Linked DNA regions of Homo sapiens: all the other regions are linked to region 1. Evidence: chromatin loops called from intact Hi-C (ENCODE). Cell type or tissue: heart right ventricle. All regions are shown on one strand.

Evidence for each region. Peaks named below come from ENCODE experiments on the same cell type or tissue, not always from the same donor. Only the 100,000 strongest peaks of a DNase experiment are listed, where the experiment ranks them.
Region 2: a loop joins it to region 1, with 4 times the contacts of the local background. A loop is called at or near these places in 11 of 110 quality-filtered maps.
Region 3: a loop joins it to region 1, with 7 times the contacts of the local background. A loop is called at or near these places in 101 of 110 quality-filtered maps.

What each region holds. Positions count from the first base shown.
Region 1 is chr3:42,096,262-42,104,261 of GRCh38, reverse strand. The region is part of intron 1 of TRAK1 (trafficking kinesin protein 1); the gene reads right to left. LOC124906231 (a long non-coding RNA gene) reads right to left here and starts at 851. Exons shown (of 2, transcript XR_007095889.1): 1 at 379-851. RefSeq lists an enhancer at 5,324-6,146. In heart right ventricle, CTCF peaks have their summits at 4,275 (motif pointing right) and 6,527; DNase peaks (open chromatin) are centred at 1,531, 2,631, 3,051 and 4,301; H3K27ac peaks cover 7,516 bases.
Region 2 is chr3:41,994,530-42,002,529 of GRCh38, reverse strand. No RefSeq gene overlaps it. Among named protein-coding and RNA genes, the nearest start is that of ULK4, 36 kb to the right of the region's middle. RefSeq lists a silencer at 3,040-3,251. In heart right ventricle, a CTCF peak has its summit at 4,391; a DNase peak (open chromatin) is centred at 4,209; H3K27ac peaks cover 956 bases.
Region 3 is chr3:41,898,338-41,906,337 of GRCh38, reverse strand. It overlaps ULK4 (unc-51 like kinase 4), which reads left to right. Exons shown (of 37, transcript NM_017886.4): 13 at 5,509-5,613; 14 at 7,846-7,906. It also overlaps the pseudogene LOC124900553. Among named protein-coding and RNA genes, the nearest start is that of ULK4, 60 kb to the left of the region's middle. In heart right ventricle, no CTCF peak of the experiment used is centred here; no DNase peak of the experiment used is centred here.

The DNA.
Region 1 (8,000 bases):
AAGTGCCCCCAGAAGTTCAGCTATGCCCTGCCTCCCTACAGAGGCAGGCAGGCCTCCTTGAGCTGCAGTGGGCTCCACCCAGTTCGAGCTTCCCGGCTGTTTTGTCTACCTACTCAAGCTTCAGCAATGGTGGACGCCCCTCTCCCAGCCTCCCTGCTGCCTTGCAGTTTGATCTCAGACTGCTGTGCTAGCAGTGAGTGAGGTTCCGTGGGCGTGGGACCCTCCAAGCCAGGCGCAGGATATAATCTCTTGGTGTGCTATTTGCTAAGACCATTGGAAAAGCGCAGTATTAGGGTGGGAGTGTCCCAATTTTCCAGGTACCATCTGTCATGGCTTCCCTTTGCTAGGAAAGGGAATTCCCCGACCCCTTGCACTTACTGGGTGAGGTGATGACCCGTCCTGCTCCATGGGCTGCACCCACTGTCTGACAAGCCGCAGTGAGATGAACCCAGTACCTCAGTTGGAAATGAAGAAATCATCCATCTTCTGCATCACTCACGCTGGGAGCTGCAGACTGGAGCTGTTCCTTTTCGGCCATGTTGGAACCACTCCTCCTGGATCTGGTCTCAAACTCTTGAGCTCAAGTGATCCTCCCACTTCAGCCTCCCAAAGTGCTGGGATCACAGACACGAGCCCAGCCATAAAATGTCTGTTAAGTGTACCCTCGAATAGCATCGATGACCACTCAAGAACGATCCCCCACCACTGCTCTCCAAGGTTAGGGGCAAGCCTGTCGGAATCAAGAACAATGACAGTAGAAATCTTTGAAAGCGTATTAAGAACGCATGGCCAGGCATAGTGGCTCATGCCTGTAATCCCAGCACTTTGGGAGACTGAGGCAAGCAGATCACTTGAGGTCAGCAGTTTGAGACCAGCCTGGCCAACCCAGCAAAACCCTGTCTCTACTAAGAAAAAAAAATACAAAAATTAGCTGAGTGTGGTGGCACACGCCTGTAATCCCAGCTACTCAGGAGGCTGAGGCAGGAGAATCTCTTGAACCTGGGAGGCAGAGATTGCAGTGAGCCAAGATCACGCCACCGCACTTCAGCCTGGGGGACAGAGGGAGACTTCATCTCAAAAGAAAAAAAAGAATGCAGCCACACTGTGGGAGATGCGAGGAGACTGAGGGATGATTGCTAAAGGGAAAGGAGCTTTTCGGGGGGTGAATGAAAATGTTCTGAAATTGAACAGATTCACCAACTGAACTGGTGATAATTGCACAACCCCACGAACATACTAAAAACCACTAAATTATACACTTTATATGGATGAACTGTATGAAGCATGAATTATATCTCAATGAAGCTGTTACAAGAAAAAACGTAACCACAAGAAATGTGAAAGTAAGTCCTGCTGAGCACACGTACTGATAGAGGCAGGAAGCAGAGAACTCTTCCTAGGCAGACAGGGGAGGGTCCCTGGAGAACTTTCGAGCTGCCAAGGTCATTGTGCACAGGAGGCTTGCCTAAACATGCCAGCAGTGAAAAATTCAGTCCCTTAACACATGCGCAGTAAGGGAAATAAATCAATGTGGAATGGCTCAGACTAGGGGCCCGCATGCACACTGGAAGGTCAGGGTAGAGCCGCCAGAAACTCACACCTTATACAAATAGGGAACACAGCCCCATCAGCAGACAGAGAAGCCCTTGTATTCAACTGTGAAGGGAGAACCAGCAACCTGCTTTCAGGACGCCTCTCTCTGAGTGTCCGTGTGCCTACTTCTCCCTGGTCATGAGACAAGAACCTTGACCTTGCTGGGCTAATGAGCAAAACATCCAGCATCAGTACCATACCCTTAACACATCAGCAAATCTCTGGAAAACAGAAGATATCACAAAAGATAACTCTGAATCCATGAGAAAGATTAAATTGCCTTCCACATCAACTGTTTGGAAAACCCAAGGTAAAAGAAGCTTCTAATACCTTTAACAGACATTTCTTCTGAAGATAGGGTAAGGTAGGTAAAATGAGATTTTGGCTGGGCGCGGTGGCTTACGCCTATAATCCCAGCACCCTGGGAGGCCAAGGCAGGCGGATCACTGGAGGTCAGGAGTTCGAGACCAGCCTGGCCAACATGGCAAAACCCCGTCTCTACTAAAAATACAAAAATTAGCCAGGCATGGTGGTGTGCGCCTGTAATCCCAGCTACTCGGGAGGGTGAGGCAGGAGAATCGCTTGAACCTGGGAGGCGGAAGTTGCAGTGAGCTGAGATGGCATCACTACACTCCAGCCTAGGTGATAGAGTGAGACTCCATCTCAAAAAATAAATAAATAAGTACGTGATATTTCATACTTAAGAACAATAAGCTTTGGTTGCCGGGATTTTCAATGACCTGAAACGACTGTTTACAGCTTAATAACGCGGAGTAAATAGGTGGAGGATTGCTGGACTCACCAACAGCTCTTTGAATACTATTTGGCTTCCCAACTAAAAAGAGGTGGTTCTCTCTTAAGTTGGTGTCATGACAGAGGTCATTCCTTGAAGGTCTAGGCCAGGAGTCTGCAAACTATGGCTTAAGGGGAAACCCAGCCCTCTGTTATTTTCATAAAGAAAAGTGTTTCCCAAACACAGCCACACCCATTCCTCTAGGGAATGTCTATGGCTGCTTCATGTGCTGCAACAGCAGAGACAAGCAGTTGAGACAGAGACCTTCTGACCTGCAAACCTAAAAGATTTACTCTCTGGCCCTTTACAGGAGTTTGCCAACTCCTGCTCTAGGCCGTAAGAGTCATGTCCTTCCCCTCCTCAAGCAGGGCTAATAGAAGAAGCCAATAATTCAGAGGTGACTGGCACCACGAGGCTTTCCTGAAAGCAACTAATGTACCTCGGCCATTCAGTGCCACTCCTGTCACCTAAGAATATTCTAAACTCTAAGCTGTTCACTTTGTCCACAATTCTTCCTGCATCCTTCCTGAATCACTCTTGCTATGGTTCACTATTTGCCCAATATGGGCAAAATATTTCACAACTCTGTGACTTCAGGCTGGGCCACATGATTCGCTGTGGCCGGCATAACTCCATGTCCAGTGGGAGGCTCTAAGCATGCCTGTGTGGCGTGGTTGGGTCTGTCCTCTTGAGCTCTTGTCCTCTGCCCAGAGGAGAACATGTCCTTAGGTAGGTCCCAACTTTGTGGCCCAAATCCCCAAATAAGAGACAAACAAAGCCAATCCTCAGATGACCCATGTCTGTGAGCAAGAAATAAATGTTGTAGGAACCACTAGGATTTGGAGGCTGTTAGCACTCCTACAGCAACACTTGACTAACACACAGCTAATTTAAAGTCCTGTAAAGTTGGCCAGGCGTGGTGGCTCACGCCTGTAATCCCAGCACTTTGGGAGGCTGAGGCGGGTGGATCACCTGAGGTCAGGAGTTCGAGACAGCCTGGCCAATATGGTGAAACCCTGTCTCTACTAAATATACAAAAAAATTAGCCAGGTGTGGTGGCAGGTGCCTGTAATCCCAGCTACTGGGGAGGCTGAGGCAGGAGAATCACTTGAACCCAGTAGACAGAGGTTGCAGTGAACCGAGACTGTGCCATTGCACTCCAGCCTGGGCAACAAGAACAAAACTCTGTCTCAAAATAAATAAATAAAGTCTTGTAAAGTACAATCACTGACAGCTCGAATAAAGTTCACTACATGGGAATGAAATTACACCCCCATCAGAATCTCCTTACATGAGTCTACACAAGAAAAACATGGCCACACTTGGCTATAATGACACCGTCCCTTACAAAAACTACTTCTGGAATTAGTTCCAGTAAACAGAGTGGATGGGAAGAGAATAAAGGTAGATGGAACAAGGCAGGAGAAAAGATGAGATGGGAGAAGATTTCTTTTCTTCTACACAACTAAGTTACCTGCCTCACCTGTCACCATTTTTTTATTTAAGAAAGACAAGGTCTCTTGCTCTGTCATCCAGGCTGGAGTGCAGTGGCACAATCATGGCGCACTGTGGCCTCTACACCCTGGGCTCAAGTGATCCTCCCACCTCAGCCTCCCAAGTAGCTGGGACTACAGGGCATGCACCACCACACTGGCTAAGCTTTGTATTTTTTGTAGAGATGGGAGTCTCACTATGTTGCCTTCATAGTGGCTGGCTTCAAATTCCTTGGCTGAAGCGATTCTCCTGCCTCGGCCTCCCAAAGTGCTGGAATTACAGGTGTGAGCCACTGGTCCTAACCCTGGCAGTCTCTGCCTACGATTAACTCCCCTTTCCTTCAATCCATTCCAAAAGTTGCAAAAACCTGTCTCCTGTTGCTAGTGCATCTCTGGCCCACTAGATGGTGCTGCATCCTCACCTGGACAGGCCCATTCTTTACCACACATCCCAGGCAGCCTGAATTCAAATTAAAGGCAAAGGAAGAGACACTGGGCACAGAAAACTTCCAGGCCCTGTCACAAAGTCAGCTTTGCCCCTTCTCATTTCTACTCACATAAATAGGGAGAAACAACAGTTAAAATAGCACTGGGCAATGAGTTCAAACCTGAAGGTATGACAACCTGAATGGTCTACGGTCAGGATTTTTCAAAGCTGAACAAAAGAGCATAATTATATTTATGAGATAAGCTGAAACCGAACATGTTGGTTTGGGAAAGTGAACAGAATTCCTACTAAGAGAAGAACGTCAGAGCCCCTCAGCATGACTCTCCCTCTCTGCGTGGCTGGGGTTTGAAGGAGGGGCCCCTGCCCACAGGCTTAGCTCACCATCGTCTTTCCAACCATTTCCATCTCTCCCACTAAGAAGGTTCAGTTCGTACCACGCAAACGTTCCATCATCTAGGTCAAAATCAAACTAGGGTTTAAACCTCCTGGAAGGTCAAGATTAGGGTCTTGCTCTGAGCTGCCGCACTCAGGTCTGGAGTTGGTGCCAGCATCCTCTGGCTCCTTGGGCCACCTCCCCCTCTCATTTCCTCCCATTTGCCTTTAAAAATCCTTGCTCGCTTGAGACTCAGGCCATCCAGCTGGGTTACCCCCGCCTATGCCCACTCGTCCACCCATCAGCAACTCCGCCCCGGTAGAGGTTGGCGGCCGTCCTCTCCACCGAGTGCAGCCACTCATCCAGGCTGCCACTGCCACCCCTACACCTGACACCACCTGACTCCCCAGCTCTCAAGTCTGGGACCTCCACGGCCCTCCTATCACATGCCACTTCTGCCAGCCACACCCGGGCCACCTCTGAAATCTGGAATTTAGATACCCCCTCCCTGACTGCAACCCCCTTCCCCCACAGCTCTCCCTCAGTTATCCCCGCTATTCCATGGAGACCCCCAGCCCCTCAATTCCTCTGCATGGCCTCTACCGCCCACTTCCTGTCCAGCTGGAATCCCCCAGCCCTTTGGCTCCAGCAACGCTGGTGCCTAAGGCTCGGCCTCCCTCACTCTCGTGGGACTTTCACGGCACCCATACAGCAAAACCCAATTCTGGATGAAACCACCTGTCCATCTTGCTCTCCCTGCAACTGGGCTCCAAGGGGTACACTGTGGACTCCCATGCTCAAAAGGCCCACCCTGCTAGGCGCTCCTTCTTTTCCAACACCATGATAGAAGGTAGCAGAGTAGGAAGTGAGCCTGGACCAGATAAGGCCTCAAAAGGGCAGTAAATTTGTAAATTAGGGCAAAACCACCTTCTAGGCAGCTTCCAGTCACCCCAAAGGGTGAGCTGGCTGGAGCTCTCTGTTCTCTTTCTCCCTCCCTCTCTCCCGCAGGTCAGGTTCCCTCCACAGAACTCACGGTCTTCAGCCTTCCTGCTTCACGTTATTGATATCCTCACCTCTTCCTTCCCATTTAACTCCAGCTAATAATTCAAAAGACTTACTGCACACTCACAACCTGCAGACTCAACTGGGAAAGGGTCAGTTGACCACAGGCCCAACCTCCCTTCCTCCATGTGCTGGAAAAGCACAAAAGAACATTAACCCAGTACGACCCGTGAAGTGCCTGCTGCCTGTACTTAAGAAGCTCTACTGAATGCTGCAAAGCTTCTAAAGGCGTCACCAACCTAGATCCACCTCAGCTGTATAATTATTAAAAAGAAAAAAAAAGAAAGCCATTGTTTCTTCAAGGAAGAGGAGGTGGAGAGAAGCAGAGAAAGGAGGGGAGTGGGGATGGAGGAAGAGAAGAAAGGAGACAGCAAGGGGAAGGACAGATATCAGGGTGAGGAGGAGGGGAGGGGAGAGGAAACAGACAGAAAGTGGGTAAGGAGAGATGGAGGAGAGAAGAGGGTGAGAAGAAAAAAAATGAAACGAAGGGAGGAAAGGAAAACTTAAAGGTCCTCCAAGATACTCCTCCGGAAATAGAAACATCACTGGACCCTGGTGTTCACATAGTTGTCAGTATCACAGCAGTTTACAAGGTGAGACCTCCACAACCCTTCCCAGAGCACACTCTGATGGACCAACCTATCAGTATGTGTTTGGTCTGTTTTCTAAGGCAGATGTCTGGGAAATTTAAAAACTCAAATCATAAACTGTGTGGTGAGTCCTTGATATAAAGTTCAGGTACGCCCAGCAGGTGCCGCATGGTATTCAAAATCCAGAATTCGAAATCCAAGCCTACCAGGCAGTGATGTGCTACATGAGGGATGGAAAGGAAAGTATAAAAATAGGATATAAATAGTAATTAGAATTTTGGAGGCAATCACTCCATGAGCTAAAAGTAGAAACTGTTAAGCATTTATCTCAGATCACAGAAAAGACAATAAAAATTCCTCCAGGAAATACCGAAAATGCTCAGCCTCTACACACTGAGGAACGTAAATCAAGATCAGGGGCTGCTGCCGTTTATACACCTCAGCTGGCAAAGAGCAAATGTGCTCATACCAGGGGTGCAGACAGTGAGCGCCCACACACTTCTCCCACATCGTCTGAACACACACCATATACAACCTCTATGACTCACTCCATCAAATTACAGTCCCCAGCCTAGGAATTCACACAAGTACATTCATTACTTATTTGTTTAAATATGTGGGAACATGGCTATCCCCAACCCAGTGGTATTTGCAGAATACTGGAAACAATCTACTTGTCTTACAATAGGGAATTAATTAAATCAATCGTGGGATTTATAGACAATGAAAAATAGGCAGCCAGCAAAAAGAATATGATGGATGTATGCTAAGTGGAAAGGTCTCCAATATAGATTACTGAGGAGAAAAGGCAACAATATGTTTAGTATATGTTCCCGTGTGTAGAAAGCTTTCAAAGCAGGGGAGGGGACATACATACCATACAAACGCATGCACAGAACATTTTTGGAAAGATAAGCAACAGTCATTCCCTTGGGAGGAAAGGCAGAGGTCTGGGAATAAGATGAAGGTGGAAAACCTCAAAGTGTATTCTTTAAACTGTATGCATTTTTCTTGTTGCACACTGTTTAAGCCAATGCTTCTAAGAGTGAGTAGGAATGGTGCTTGAGGCACCATTTAAAATGCAAGAACTGAAAACAACTTACAGCACCCATCAATGGGGGCTGCTGCAGTGGTTCTGTCTTGGACCCTTGAGTAGCCAGCATGCTTCACTGCCTTTGTGGCTGCCCCCTTCACAGCAATTCTACCTGCAGGGGCAGGGCCTAATTGCTCATTATGTGTTCTAATGAGGCCACGTCCCCTCAGCGACATTTGAAATACAAGCTATGTCATTTTTCTTTAGTTTCTCCTTTATAGTACGGTAAGGCATTATACTGATTCTTTTAAAATTATGTGTTTGGCCATGCGCGGTGGCTCACGCCTGTAATCCCAGCACTTTGGGAGGTCGAGGCGGGCAGATCACTTGAGGACACGAGTTCGAGACCAGCCTGGCCAACATGGCGAATCCCCATCTCTACTAAAAACACAAAAAACTAGCCGAGTGTAGTGGCACACATCTATAGTCCCAGCTACTCAGGAGGCTGAGGCAGGAGAATCACTTGAACCCGGGAGGCAGAGGTTGCAGTGAGCTGAGATCACACTACTACACTCCAGCCTGAGCAACAGAGCAAGACTCCATCTCAAAAAAAGA
Region 2 (8,000 bases), 100 kb after region 1:
CTTTTTTTTTTTTTTTTTTTGAGACAGACTCTTACTCTGTCACGCAGGCTGGAATGTAGCGGCATGACACTGCAACCTCCGCCTCCTGGGTTCAAGTGATTCTCCTGCCTCAGCCTCCCAAGTAGTTGGTGCCTGCCACCACACCAGGCAAATTTTTGTATTTTTTGGTAGGGATGGGGTTTCACTGTGTTGGCCAGGCTGGTCTCGAACTTCTGGCCACAAGTGATCCACCAGCCTCAGCCTCCCAAAGTGCTGGGATTACAGACTTGAGCCACCATGCCTGCCCTATATTTCTTCCATCTTGAATAGAAGAAAAAAACTCTCTTGACTTTACTTCCACCTCTAGATGCCACCCTGTTTTTTGTCATCCTTCATAACAAAGCTATTTGAAAGAATTGCTTATCGTCACTGTCTCAATTCTGTCCATTTTTTCCTGAAACCCATTCCACTGAGACTACTCCACCCAGTCAAGGTCACCATTGACCTCCACATTGCTACATTTAGGGTCCATTATCAGTTCTCCTTTTACTTGACCTCTCAGCCACATTTGACACAACTTTTGTCATCTTTCTTCTTGGAACACTTTCTTTACTTGGATTCTAGGAAACTGCACTCTACACTCACTCCTTAGTGATCTCATCTAATCTCAAGGCTTTAAACACCATCTACACATAGATAACTCCAAGTTTATACTTCCAGTCCAGACTTTCCCTCTGAACTCCAGACTCATGTAAACAAACTTCCTACTTGACACTGGCATTTGGATGTCTAATAGGCATCTCTACCTTATTATGCCCAAAACTGAGCTGCTGGACTTCTAAAAATTCTACTATTCCACAGTTTCCTAGATTTCAATTGTCCAGGCAGAAACCTTATATTTATCTCTGACTTCTCCCTTTTTTTTCACCCCACATCCAATTTATCAGGAAAACCTGTTGGTTCTACCTTCAAAATATAATCCAGAACCTACTTCTTACTGCCTTCACTGCCTCCATCCTAGTCCAAACCACCATCATTTCTCCTGCATTCCTGCAAGAACCTCCTAAATTCTTACTTGTTCACCTGCCCTCTGCCCCTGCCCTACCTCAGTCCATTTTTCAATGCAGTAGCCAATGATCTTGTAAAATGTGAGTCACATCGTGGCTCTCCTCCGTTCAAAACCCTCCAATTGTTCCCCATTCCTCCCAGAATGTAAGCAAAAGTTTTTACAGGGCCAGGAGTGGTGGTGCACACCTGTAGTCCCAGCTACTTGGGAGGCTGAGATGGGAAAACTGCTTGAGCTCAGGAGGTTGAGGCTGCACTGAACCGTGTTTGTTACACTGCACTCCAGCCTGGGTGACAGAGTGAAACCCTGTCTCAAGAAAAAAAAGTCTCTACCATGGCCCACAAGACCTACACCGTCTACTCCCCTCATCCCACTGACTTCATTTTCCTCTTCTCTCCAACTCACTAACTTCACAGGAAAAATAGTCTCCTTGCTGTTCCTTGAACATGCCAGAGACACTGTCACCTCAGAACTTTTGCACTGGCCATTTCCTTTGCCTGGATTGTTCTTCCTCTACTTATCCTTATGGCTCTTCTCCTCATCTCAATAAGACTTATTTTTTTTTTTTTTAAGACAGGGGTCTTGTTCTGTCACCCAGGCTGGAATGCAGTGGGATGATCATAGCTGTCTGCAACCTCGAACTCCTGGGCTCAAACAATTCTCCTGCCCCAGCCTCCTGAGTAGCTGGGACTATAGATGCACATCATCGTTCTGGCTAATTTTTTATTTTCATTTTTGTAGAGACAAGGTCTCGCTATATTGCCTAGGATGGTCTCAAACTCCTGGCCTCAAGTCATCCTCCCTCCTGGTCCCCCAAAGTGCTGGGATGATAGGCATGAGCCACATGGCTCACCAATGAGGCCTCCTTGAACCATCTCATTAATACTGCCACTTATTTTCCCCCGGCACTCTCAATGCCCCTTACCCTGCTCTGTCTTTTTTAAAATTTAGCACATTTTAATATATTATATTATTTATTTTCTTAAACCCTCTTAATTCACAAGGTAGTCTTATTCTCAGATGTATTCTCAGCACAACGTCTAGAACATAGTAGTTGCTCAATAAATATTTGTTGATTGGATCAAACCTTCAGGATCTAACCAAAGATCCATATGACTTGGAATACCTTCATTGATTAACATTTTACTGTTTTGTTGGATGTGGAGAGTGTAGTAATTCTCATTTCTCATATCAAAGTTAAAAGATCTTGAGAATATTTCCTGAACCTCCTTAACTTCCCTTTCACAACCCATTATAAAGTGACCACCTATCAAAACCTTGCTAGATCCTATTTGTATTCAAGTTATACAATAATATTCTTGGGGTAATGGGTGTCCCATACTACTTTCCGTTTATGGTATGTTGACACCAGCTAAATCTCAGCTTTTATGGACTTTGAGCTCATCTAATCCTCTTCCTAAGCTACTAAAGAGTATTTTTTTTTCTTTTTTCTTTTTTTTTTTGTTTGAGACTGGGTCTTGCCCTGTCACCCAAGTTGGTGTGCAGAAGAAGCACAATTGTAGTCTACTGTAACCTAGAACACCTGGACTCAAGCAATCCTCCCACTTCAGCCTCCTGAGTAGCTGGGACTACAGGCGTGTGCCACCACATCTGGCTAATTAAAAGAAATTTTTGTAGAGACGGGGGTCTCACTGTGTTGTCCAAGCTGCTCTTGAACTCTAGAACCCAAGGGATCCTCCCACCTTGGCCTCCCAAAGTGTTGGGATTACAGGCATGAGCCACCATGCTCAGCCCCAAGCTAAAGAGAATTAGTCACAGTTTATCCTCATGGAAAAATACCTCTGCTATTTTAATTCTTTAGTTGCTCTTATTTAAATCTTTCCAAATTTGTATGCCTTTCTGAGTTTCTGGTAACTGATATTTTAAGTGTAGCAACATGCTTCTAGCTCTCTCTTTCTATGTTTTGTTTTGTTTTCCCCTGAGCAATCTTGACCCAAGCCCAGAGTCCATGGAAGTTCAAGGGTGGGCATCAGGGAGTATATTTGTTAGGGTGGACAAAACTGAAATAAAAAATAAGTAAACCTGCTGGCGCGGTGGCTCATGCCTATAATCCCAGCTGTTTGGGAGGCCAAGGTGGGTGGATCACTTGAGGCCAGGAGTTCAAGACCAGCCTGGGCAACATGGTGAAACCCCGTCTCTACTAAAAATACAAAAATTAGCCAGGTGCAGCGGTGAGCCCCTGTAATCCCAGTTATTCAAGAGACTGAAGCATAAGATTTGCTTGAACCTGGGAGGCAGAGGTTGCAGTGAGCCAAAATGTGACACTGCACTCCAGCTTGGGTGACAGAGAAAGACTCTGTCTTAAAAAAATAAATAAAACCTAAAATGTCATGCCACAACACAGCAGTTTGTTTGTTTTTTGAGACAGAGTATTTTTTTATATTTTATATATTTTATATATATATATATATATATATATATATATATATATATATATATATATATATATATTTTGAGATGGAGTTTCACTCTGTCGCCCAGGCTGGAGTGCAGTGGTGCAATTTCGGCTCACTGCAACTTCTGCCTCTGGGTTCAAGCAATTCTCGTGCCTCAGCTTCCTGAGTAGCTGGGATTACAGGCACCTGCCACCACACCCAGCTAATTTTTTGTATTTTTAGTAGAGATGGGGTTTCACCCTGTTGGTTAGTCTGGCTCGAACTCCTGACCTCAGGTGATCCACCTGCCTCGGCCTCCCAAAGTGCTGGGATTACAGGTGTGAGCCACCACGCCTGGCCAAAATATCTACTTTTATTCAATTTATTTTATGTTATTCTGAAAATGTTTTGTAAAGAAAAAGCTTTATCAGTTCAAATTACAAGATTATGGTTTTAGCTCACTTTATGTTTCACTTGGAAGCATGAGATTTTATGATTGGCCCAGCTGGGTCATGGCTGTTGGGACTAAAGTTTAGGGCCTGTTACCAAAAGAAGATGCCACTACATATGGTCAGGCAAGGTACAAGAATTATCACACCATGTTATGACATCTGAAAGAATTATTTGATAAGAACTGGGAAAAACCTATTGTAGGGGACAGTGCTGGGGCTCTGCCCATATCCCCCACAGCCTTACAGCTGTAGTGGAGCCAGCACCAGCTGCCAGCATGCTGTCCTAATCCTCTGGCTACTGAAGCCTGCTCTGCTCGATGCAGTGGGTTGGAAGTTATGGGGAATTGAAGATCTTCCAGAAGTCCCTGTTCCTTTGTCTCTTCGGGCAGTGTACGTTCTCTGCTGGCTTCCAGACTTCCTTCAAGTGATTGGGCTCCAGTTATTTTTGCTTGATAAAGCACCCTTCATCAGCAGCTACCTTCCTTTCCTGTCTCAATTCTCTGTCCCCCTGCCGGTGTTTCCTGGGATCACTTCCAGATAAATTGCATATCTCAGGGGCTACTTTAGGGGGAACCCAAACTAAGACACTTCTCTTACTGTTACTGTTTTGCATTTGGTCAGAGTTTAGCACAAGGCCTATGTGTTGGCAACTGTTAAAGTAAGCACAGATCCTCCAAGGAAACTTCTTAGACACTGTGATGATGCCACATTGGGCGATGAGGTGAGGAGTGGCAGGGTCAGCTGTTTCTGTGCTGCAAGTACTGTGAGAAGAAAACAAAAGTAACAACCATGCACTGCTCAGCACTAGCTAGTAGAATGTTTTCCTCCTGGTGTTACTAAATTTAACACATTTAACAAAATCATGCAGTCGACCCATATGAATAGATTCCTGTTGCTCTGACTGGGCCTTAGATATAAATAAGCCCCAAAGAAATGACCTCCAAGTAGATTGTAAGAACTTGGCAAAGATGAAGCTAACTTAGCTAAGGGCAAGTATCAGGGAGAATATATTTATTCTTCCAAAACTCATGCCACATAGACCAATTAAATTGAGGACTCAGCAGCAGCAGGCTCTTAAAGGAAGGTACCAGGCTTGTCACTTTAATCGACCAAGAAGGACTTTCAGGAATAGAAATGAGGAGTGTTTATGCCTTTCATTTTATTTGAATCACTGAATGTAACAGGACACAAAAACTACCCCAACCCATGTGGGATGGTTTTTGCAACAGAAGCACAAAACCAAGACCAAAATGCAGGAACATCTATGGCTGATCATCTTGGACATTGCTGCAGAGAGGGTGGGTATTTCTTTTGACAAGAACTCAAATTTGTGTTTGCTTCCATTTAGAAGCCTTGTCCAAAGCATCCTTCAAGGTTGCCCATCCCAGGGGCACGCAGAAGAAATAACACACAATTTGAAGAAACTTGAAGTCATTGTTTCCTTTACCACCCTCCTCCCATTTCAAAACTCTGTTGGATAGAGCACATTTTATTGGTTCTTTTTCTGCCCATCTCAACTGTTTTGAAAGTTTTACAGCGTGTTTCTATTTCTTTAATATATTTATTTTTAAATGTTTAACAATTTTATATTTATCAAAATATGACATTAATTTTTTTCTTGCATCAGCCTACATCATGCTTTGAGACATTAATCTTACTTAAGAATACACAGTAGGAGCCAGGTGCGGTGGCTCACACCTGTAATCCCAACACTCTAGGAGGCCAAAGGGGAAGGATCACTTGAGTCCAGGAGTTCAAGACCAGCCTCTGCAACATAGGGAGACCCCCTGTCTCTACAAATAATAATAAAAAAATTAGCTGGGCATGGTGGTGCGTGCCTGTGGTCCCAGCTACTTAGGAGGATTAGGCAGGTGGGAGGTCAGGGCTGCAGTGAGTAGTGATCATGGCACTGCACTCCGGCCTGGGTGACAGAGTGAGACCCTGTCTCAAAAACAAACAAAAGGCCAGGGCGCGGTGGCTCATGCCTGTAATCCCAGCACTTTGGGAGGCCAAGGTGGGCGGATCACCTGAGATCGGGAGTTTGAGACTAGCCTGACCAACATGGAGAAAACCCATCTCTACTAAAACAGCAACAACAACAAAATACAAAATTAGCTGGATGTGGTGGCACATGCCTGTAATCCCAGCTACTCAGGAGGCTGAGGTGGGAGAATCGCTTGAACCCAGAAGGCTGAGGTTGCAATAAGCCGAGATCGCACCACTGCACTCCAGCCTGGGCAACAAGAGCAAAACTCTGTCTCAAAAAAAAAAAAAAAAAAAATGCTGGCACGGTGGCTCATGCCTGTAATCCCAGCACTTTGGGAAGCCAAGGTGGGCAAATCGCGAGGTCAGGAGTTTGAGACCAGCCTGACCAACATGGTGAAACCCTGTCTCTACTAAAAATACAAAAAAATTAGCTGGGCGTGGAGGCAGGCGCCTGCAATCCCAGCTACTTGGGAGGCTGAGGCAGGAGAATCGCTTGCACCCGGGAGGCAGAGGTTGCAGTGAGCCGAGATAGCACCACTGCACTCCAGCCCAGGTGACAGTGCGAGACCCTGTCTCAAAATAATAATAATAATAGGGCTGGGTGTGGTGGCTCACACCTGTAATCCCAGCACTTTGGGAGGCCAAGGTGGGCAGATCACGAGGTCAAGAGGTAGAGACCATCCTGGCTAACATGGTGAAACCCCGTCTTTACTAAAAATACGAAAATTAGCCAGGCATGGTGGCATGCGCCTATAGTCCCAGCTACTCAGGAGGCTGAGACAGGAGAATCACTTGAACTCAGGAGGCAGAGGTTGCAGTGAGCTGAGATCGTGTCACTGCACTCCAGCCTGGGTGACCAAGTGAGACTCCGACTCAAAAAAAAATGAATAAAAATTAATAATAATAATAATCCGAATAAAAAGGCTAAAAGACCACATGCAAAACACAGTGATGCAAGATGAACCTGGAGTATCTTGTAATGCCAGGAAGTAAAGACATACTAAAACAAAAACTAAACCCACAATCATGGGGTTTATGTCAAAGGGGCATGGGAGTCAACTGAAAAAGTTTCCAGTGGCCAAAGCTGGAAGAATTTGAGCAACAAAATAAATAAAGTAGTATTGGATTATAACTCAAAGTACAAAATAAATATCCATGAATCCATGTTGACATAAATACATAAATGAATAAATACATGGGGAAGAAGAAAAAAAATCTCCCATACAGAAGAATTCCAAATAAAGTATGTAGAACTCCACTTCTAACAGATGGAGCATAACTCCCACTCTGTCTGTGTGGGCTGTGCTTAGTGACTTCCTTCAAAAGAGTACAGTATGGCTTGGGCATCGTGGCTCATGCCTGTAATCCCAGCACTTTGGGAGGCCAAGGTGGGCAGATCACCTGAGGTCAGGCGTTCGAGACCAGCCTGGCCAACATGGCAAAACCCTGTCTCTGCTAAAAATACAAAAATTAGCCGGGTATGGTGGTGCACACCTGTAGTCCCAGCTACTCGGGAGGCTGAGGCAGAAGACAGGAGAATCACTTGATCCCGGGAGATGAAGGTTGCAGTGAGCTGGGATTGCGCCACTGCACTCCAGAGTGAGACTCTGTTTCAAAAACAAACAAACAAAAAAAGAGTACCTTCACAGTGGAGACAGTTGACAAACACTTCCTCAGGCAGTGAGGTGATCAAGATTGACTCAACAGTAATAAGTCATGCCAATAGTATGTTCCCTTAGTAGTATGTGATGGGAATGGCACTTTATCTCCTTTATCTCCATGCTCCTCCTCCCCAAAACCAATAGCCCCAGTCTGGTTATGAGAAAAAGATCAGACAAATACCAATTAAGTGACAGTCTAAAAATACCTGATCAGCAATTCTCAAAATTGAAAGGTCATCAGAAACTAGGAAAGTATGAAAGACTGTCAGAGGCAGAACCCAAAGAGACAAGATGATTAAATGTAATGGGGTATCCTGGATGGGATCCTGGAACAGAAAAAGGACATTCAGTAACAACTAAGTAAATATGAACAAAATGAGGACTATCATTAATAACAAGCATCAGTATATGTTCATTAATTATGACAAATGTACCATACTAATGTAAGAGGTTAATAGTA
Region 3 (8,000 bases), 200 kb after region 1:
GCGTAAGCTGGTCTCAAACTCCTGAGCTCAAGCGATGCTCCTGTCTCAGCCTCCCAGAGTGCTGGGATTGTAGGTATGAGCCACTGCACCTGGCCTTAACTTTTTTTTTTTTTTTTTTTTTGAGACGGAGTCTCGCTCTGTCGCCCAGGCTGGAGTGCAGTGGCGGGATCTCGGCTCACTGCAAGCTCCGCCTCCCGGGTTCACGCCATTCTCCCGCCTCAGCCTCCCGAGTAGCTGGGACTACAGGCGCCTGCCACCATGCCCAGCTAATTTTTTGTGTTTTTAGTGCAGACGGGGTTTCACCGTGTTAGCCAGGATGGTCTCGATCTCCTGATCTCATGATCCGCCCGCCTCGGACTCCCAAAGTGCTAGGATTATAGGCGTGAGCCACCGTGCCCGGCCCACCTGGCTAATTTTTGTATTTTTAGTAGAGACAGGTTTCACCATGTTGGCCAGGCTAGTCTGGAACTCCTGACCTCAAATGATCCACCTGTCTCCGCCTCCCAAAGTGTTTGGATTACAGACGTGAGCCACCGCGCCCAGCTAGTAGGTGTGAATTTCTATGTCTTAGTGGTGTTGATTTGCATTTACCTGATGGCTAATGATGTTGAGTATCTTTTTATGTGTTTATTGGCCATTTTGTCTATTTTCTTTGGAGAAATATTTATTCAAAAATTTAACCTATTTTTAATTGGGTTATTTATCTCTTTATTATTTAGTTGTAAGAATTTTTTACATATTCTAGATAGGAGTTATAACAATTTTCTCCCTTTTTCTGGATTGTCTTTTTTCTTTCTTGATGGTGTCCTTTGAAGCACAAAAGTTTTAAATTTTGATATAGTCCAATTTATCTTTTTTCGTTTGTGTTTTTTGCTGCTTGTGCTTTTGGTGTAATATCTAAAAAAACCATTGCTACTCCCAGCTCACAAAAGTTTCTGCCTATGTTTTCTTCTAAGAGTTTTATAGTTTTATTAGTATCTCTTAGATTTAGCTATTTTATCCATTTGAGTTAATTTTTGCATGTGGCATGAAGTAGGGGGTATAGCTTCATTGTTTTGCATCGAAACATCCAGTTGTCTCAGCGCTATCTGTTGAAAAGCTTATTCTTTCCCCATTGAATTGTCTTGGAACCCTTGCTGAAGATCGATTGACTGTATATGTGAAGGTTTATTTCTGGATTCTGTTCTGTTATCTATTCATCTGTCCTTATACCAGTGGCACACTCTTGATTACTGTAGCTGTTTAGTAAGCTTTGAAATCAGAAAGTATGAATCCTCCAAAAAAATTTTTAAGGTGGTTTTGGCTGTTCTGGGTCACTTGCATTTCCATATGAATTTTAAGATCAGCTTGTCAGTTTCTTCAAAGGAGCCAGCTGGGATTTTAATCACAGTTGCATTGAATGTGTAGATCAATTTAGGAAGTACTGCCATTTTAACAATGTTAAGTGTTCCTCCACGAACACAGGATGTATTTATACTTACTTAGGTTTTCTTTAATTTCTTTCAATCATAGTTGTGTTGAATGCAGAACTACTTTGAATTAATTCTAAGTTATTTTTATGCTACTTATTGCTTGACAAATATAATTGCTTTTAGTTTTTACTGTAGTTTTGATGTAATGTGAAGTGTATTTGGACCATGTGAAGCTTATTTCTGCTTTGAAATTTAGTATAAATGGGTTATAATAAAATCTCACTGTGCTAATTTTTTGGTTATGTGAAATAGAAAATCAATGTAAATTAAAAAATTCATTTTGAAATGCGATAGATGTTGAAGCTCTTCTGGCAGATGGTTATAAAGAAGAGTATATAATCATTCTATTGAGAAAATATAATCAATAATGTGAATACCTAAGGTAGTTTATTTTACATATCTATCTATCTATCTATTTATTTATTTATTTATTTTTGAGACAGAGCCTCACTCCTGTGACCTAGGCTGGAGTGGAGGGGCATGATCGTTGCTCATTGCAGCCTCAACTTGTTGGGCTTAGGTGATTCTCTCATCTCAGCCTCCTGAGTAACTGTGACTACAAGTATGCGCCACCATGCCTGGCTAATTTTTTGTATTTTTAGTAGAGGTTTCCCCATGTTGCCCAGGCTGGTCTCAGACTCCTGGACTCAAGTGATCTGCTGGCCTTGGCCTCCCAAAGAGCTGGGATTACAGGTGTGAGCCACTGTGCTTGGCCTTATGTTTTATAATTTTTAAATGATACTTTTTATTCTATTACAAAACATATATAATTGTAAAAAACTTGTAAAATGTAAAAGAGGACAAAGAAAATAGAAAAATTATTTACGATATAATTCCCGGGTAAACACTGATTACTTTTTTTTTTTTTTTTTTTAAGAGCCTTTTGCCCAGGCTGGAGTGCAGTGGCACAATTGTAGTTCACTGTAACCTCATACGTCTCATACATTTTGATATTGGCATGATTGTGTTCATTGTAACCTCATATGTCTCATACATTTTGATATTACTGCTTCTGGTTTTATACATATGTGTTCATTTTGAAACAAGGGAATATAATTTTATAACAATTATTTTCATTTAATGATTATGATCTGATTGCAATTATTGATCATTTAGTTTATTCCTGAACATTTTATTTTATATATTTTTGCTGTTGTGAGTGGGATATTTGTTATATGGCATTCGTGCATACATTCAGTTTACCTGTAGGAAATTAATTTTTGCATACAATTTTTTAATTGGTCCACCTTACTCATCTTACATTTTTTTTTTTTTTTCTTTGAGACAGAGTCTCGCTCTGTTTGCCCAGACTGGAGTGCAGCGGTGTGATCTTGGCTCATTGCGCCTCTGCCTCCCGGGTTCAAGTGATTCTCCTGCCTCAGCCTCTTGAGTAGCTGGGACCACAGGCACCCGCCACCACACCCAGCTAATTTTTGTATTTTTAGGACAGATGGGGTTTCACCATTTTGGCCAGACTGGTCTCGAATTCCTGGCCACAGGTGATCCGCCCACCTGGACCTCCCAAAGTGCTGGGATTGCAGGTGTGAGCCACCATGCCTGGCCTAATTCTTACGTTATTTCTAAGAGTTTTCCCATTGATTAATTTTGGCTTTTTGGATGTTCAGTTATATTATCTATACGTAAAGATAATTTGGCCACCTCTTTCAAATATTGATGTCTTACTTTACGGACCAATATAATTTACTAGCAGTTCCTCCTCAGTGTTAAATCAGCAGGGATATCCAGCCCTTTGCTCTATCATTGACTTCTTTTCTTTCCTTCTGCCCCCTTCCTCACTCAAGACACCATCCTTTCCATCCAGGCTTTGCAGTAACCTGCTAACTGGTCCCCTCAGTTCTCCATTGCTCCCCTCCATCCATTCTCCACTGAAGCAAGTATGATGTATATATTTAAGTGTCTTCATTAACTATCACTGTCTTCTCTCAAGCAGTGCCAGGCATTGTTTTAAGTGCTTTGTGTTTATTCTTCACAAACCTGAAAGCTTGTTTGTTTTAATCTTTGTTATAGATGAAGAAAACAAAGCTTTTTTTATCTTCCCTAAGAGCACATAATTAACAAGCAGCAATGTTAAGTTTGCCCCTGTCTTTTTGCCTTTAAAGTCCATCTTTTTTTTGGCAATGTGAGTTTACCTCTGTCTTTTTACCATGAAAGTCCATCTTTTTTTTTCTTTAATTGAAAGTCCATGTTCTTAAACTTAGATTTTCTTGTTTTAAACAAACTTCCTCTTCATTCTTTGTGGGCCTTTTTTTTTTTTTTCTTTTTTTTTTTTGGTGGAGTCTCGCTTTGTCACCTAGGCTGGTGTGCGATGGCGCAATCTCGGCTCACTGCAACCTCCGCCTCCCAGGTTCAAGCGATTCTCCTGCCTCAGCCCCCTAAGTAGCTGGGATTACAGGCGCCTGCCACCATGCCTGGCTAATTTTTGTATTTTTAGTAGAGATGGTGTTTCACCATGTTGGTCAGGCTGGTCTCGAACTCCTGACCTCGTGATGTGCCCACCTCGGCCTACCAAAGTGCTGGGATTACAGGCCTAAGCCACTGCACCCGGCCTCTTTTTGTGTTTTCTTGTCTTTTGTCTGAGTTGCATGGGGCAGCTTGGGTTTCCAGGAACTTTCTTAGCTAACTCCTCTGTTCCTTTATCCATGCCCCTTCCTCACTCAGTTTTGGGTAATTTATTTTCCTTATTCCTTACTTCACTGATTTACTTTTCTATTTTATTTAGTTTGCTAGCCGTTGTTTCTTTTAAAGTTCTTAAGCATAAATTCTCTCTCTCTTTTTTTTTTCCCTGTTGGGAAATACTGAGGCATAGCACTAGGAATACAAATTATGTTTAAATAGAGCACAAAGAACCATCTCAAAGGAATAACTGATGGTGAATATCTGCTGATTCATTTCATTATGTATCAACTCTAACTAGGCTTAATAAATAATTGAGGTTTAATACTTAGGTAGCATGTCTGTATTTAAGTCTGAAAATTTTTTTTATGTTACAGCTTCAATTTCACATTGAATGTTCTGTAAAGCAGAAATAAATTGATTAACATTCTGTGAATGAAAAATAAAGCCGTTGGTCAGGCGCGTGGCTCACGCCTATAATCCCAGCACTTTGGGAGGCCAAGTTGGGTGGATCACCTGAGACCAGGAGTTCGAGACCAGCCTGGCCAACATGGTGAAACCCCGATTCTACTAAAAATGCAGAAATTAGCAGTGCATGGTGGCATACACCAGTAATTCCACGACTTGGGAGGCTGAAGCAGGAGAATTGCTTCAACTCGGGAGGCAGAGGTTGCGGTGAGCTGAGATTGTGCCACTGCATTCCAGCCTGTGTGATGGAGTGAGACTCTATCTCAAAAAAAAAAAAAAAAAAAGGCTGGGCGTGGTGGCTCACGCCTGTAATCCCAGCACTTTGGGAGGCCGAGGCAGGTGGATCATGAGGTCAGGAGATTGAGACCATCCTGGCTAACACGGTGAAACCCTGTTTCTACTAAAAATACAAAAAAATTAGCCAGGCACAGTGGCAGGCGCCTGTAGTCCCAGCTACTCGGGAGGCTGAGGCAGGAGAATGGCGTGAACCCGGGAGGCAGAGCTTGTAGTGAGCCGAGATCACGCTACTGTACTCCAGCCTGGGGGACAGAGCGAGACTCCGCCTCAAAAAAAAAAAAAAAAAAAAAAAAAGAAGCCATGCTGTTATGGAAAAACCAATTTGCCTCATCACAGTTTAGAACATTGAATTGTAAAGATATTTTTTCTAGTCCTAGCCAGACTTAGTGGTAACATGAGCAATTCAGTTACTTTCTCAGAGTTTTATATTTTTATCTGTAAAATGGGAATGATGGTGCCTACAGTTTAGGATTTTTGTGAAAATCAAATGAGACTGCAACCATCTTGAATAGCAGTTGAAGTACATTGATATAGGTGATATTTTACAGTGGTGTCTTCCTCAGCATCTTACTGGTTCAGTGTTTTAAAGATCTACATTAGTCGCAGAAACAAAGTCTAATTTTTGTTCTCATTTCAGATTACAAGTGGACACCTGAGTCAGCAGGACCTGGAATCCCAGATGAGAGAGCTTATCTACACGGACTCAGATCTTGTTGTCACCCCCATTATCGACAATCCAAAGGTGCAGAAAGACACTCTAACAACTGAGTTGTAGACTTTACTGAGATCTGAAATCTGCATGAGATTTTCATTCAGAATATTATTTACTGTATAATCTTTCCTGTTTCTCTTGTCTGCTTCTGTGTCATTTGTGCTGCATGTCTGCATTTGCAGCTCCCCCTCTGTCTGCAGCCCTTTCCTCTGCCTTCACTTCCACTTCACTGGAGTTCTAAGTTTTCTCCCCTCTGTTTTGAATGAGTCAGCTCTGCTGCCTCTCACTACTGCTTCTTCCACATGCCATGGAGGGGTTGCCAGCCTCTTGACCTCAGACCTTAGCTCTCAGTCCTTTTGTTTCTCCGTATGCACTAATGTGAATCACTCTAAATATTCTAGTCTCTGATGTATTTCGAAGGCACAAGCAGTCAGAGGGCACTGCTTACCAGGCTGGGCTGGGCAGGCAGATCACACAGAAGCCCTACCCTCTCACAGGTTGTTAAGACTGCAGGGGAGACGATGGGGAGACATTCTGGGAGCTTGCGAAGTTGTAGTTCACAATGTACTTCTAAACCAGTGTGAGTTTTTTTGCTTCTTGTCTTTTGGAATATAATACTTTATTGCTAGGGGATAATGAGTATCTACTTTAAAAAACAAATTCATTTCTAAGTCCCTCTGTTTTGTCTTGACTTCCAGCTCCCCAACATACTCACATTCCACTACTTTTTCTCTATTTTAATTTTCCTGCTTCTTTTTCTTATTTATAAATGTTTTTTTCTGTATTAATTCATGACTCTTTTTTCTTATCTCATTGGGAACGTTACTGTGGTTTAGACCATGAAGGTTCTTGAATTCTTATTTATTTTCTAGATAGACAGCATTTCATATAGATTATTTAGCTATTTTTCATAATGGAGCTACTTCTTTTTGTGAGTTCATATGTCTGGCAGAGTAACTTTATTATGCTAAGTTTGATGAGCATTGGGGCATTTTCAACGTGGGCTTTCTAGAACAATTTGTGTTATCTTTACCAGGGGTGTCCAATCTTTTGGCTTCCCTGGGCCACATTGGAAGAAGAATTGTCTTGGGGCACACATAAAATACACTAACGATAGCTGATGAACTAAAAAACAAAAAAAATTGCAAAAAAAAATCTTACAATGTTTTAAGAAGGTTTACAAATTTGTGTTGGGCCACTTTCAAAGCCGTCTTGGGCTGCATGCAGCCCATGGGCTACGGGTTGGACAGGCTTGCTTTAGACAATATTCTGTGTTTCTTTTTTTCCCTCTTATAACCATATTTGATAGTTTCTGGGAAGCCTTAATCAGTAGAAATTTTTGTGTTTAACTTTTAATTTTAAACTACTTTTAGTCTTAGAGAAAAGTTTCAAAAATAATTGAGAGTTCCTGTATACCTTTTGCCCAGCTGCTCTTAATGTTCACATCTTATAGGTCTGTAGTATAGTTAGCAAAACCTGGGAATTAAAATTGGTATAGTGTTAGTCAGGCAGGATAATCCCTATCTGTTCCTCCTTTTGGAGGGCAGTAGAATGTGGTAATTGGAGTGGCATAATACTTGATTAATAATTGTGCACTTTCCAATTCATGCTATTATGGCTTCCTGGAGTGGTGTCTTCTCTGATATAACCATTAACCATCCTTCAAGACCTCAACCCACCTTCTACCTCTCTGTAAACCCAGTCCTAACTATATCAACTAAAGTGCTTGCTGTATTCTCTAAACTACTATTTACAAAAAAATTCTTTCTGTCCAGTGTTTTCTCTGTAGTTATGTCCTGCATGTTTTGAATTGTGAAATATTTTGTTGTTTATCGAATGTTTGTCTCATCTTCCCAACTAGGATGTCAGCTCTCTGAAAATAGGATTGTGTCTTTTATATCTTTGTATCCCCATTAGCACTTGGCATAGAGCCTTACCTTGGCAGGTACCCAATAGATATTTGTTGAATGACTGAATTTCTAATTAGAGGTAAATTAGCTAAAAAGTAAGCCAAGATAGGAGTGAATGTTTTCTATGAAGCTTTATTTTATTACAGATATCAATTGAAATGATTATAAAAAATATTATCTATATTTGTGTGTTTTAATCCGAAAAGTCATTGTTCTTATTCTTTTTGGTAACAAATTTTGCACATTCTTTTTTTGTCCTCATTGATTTATTATCTGACATAAGGGACATATAAGGAGACAGATATCCATCTTAAAAATTGTCTCAAAAGCTTTCTTTTTTTTTAAACCACAGATAATGAAACAGCCACCAGTTAAATTTGATGCAAAAATATTGCATCTACCAACATATTCAGGTAGGATCATAAAGGACTTATCGAACATGTAGACTCTTTGTATACAGATACAAATATGAAATTTATTTGCAAATAGAATATATGTGAATAACTA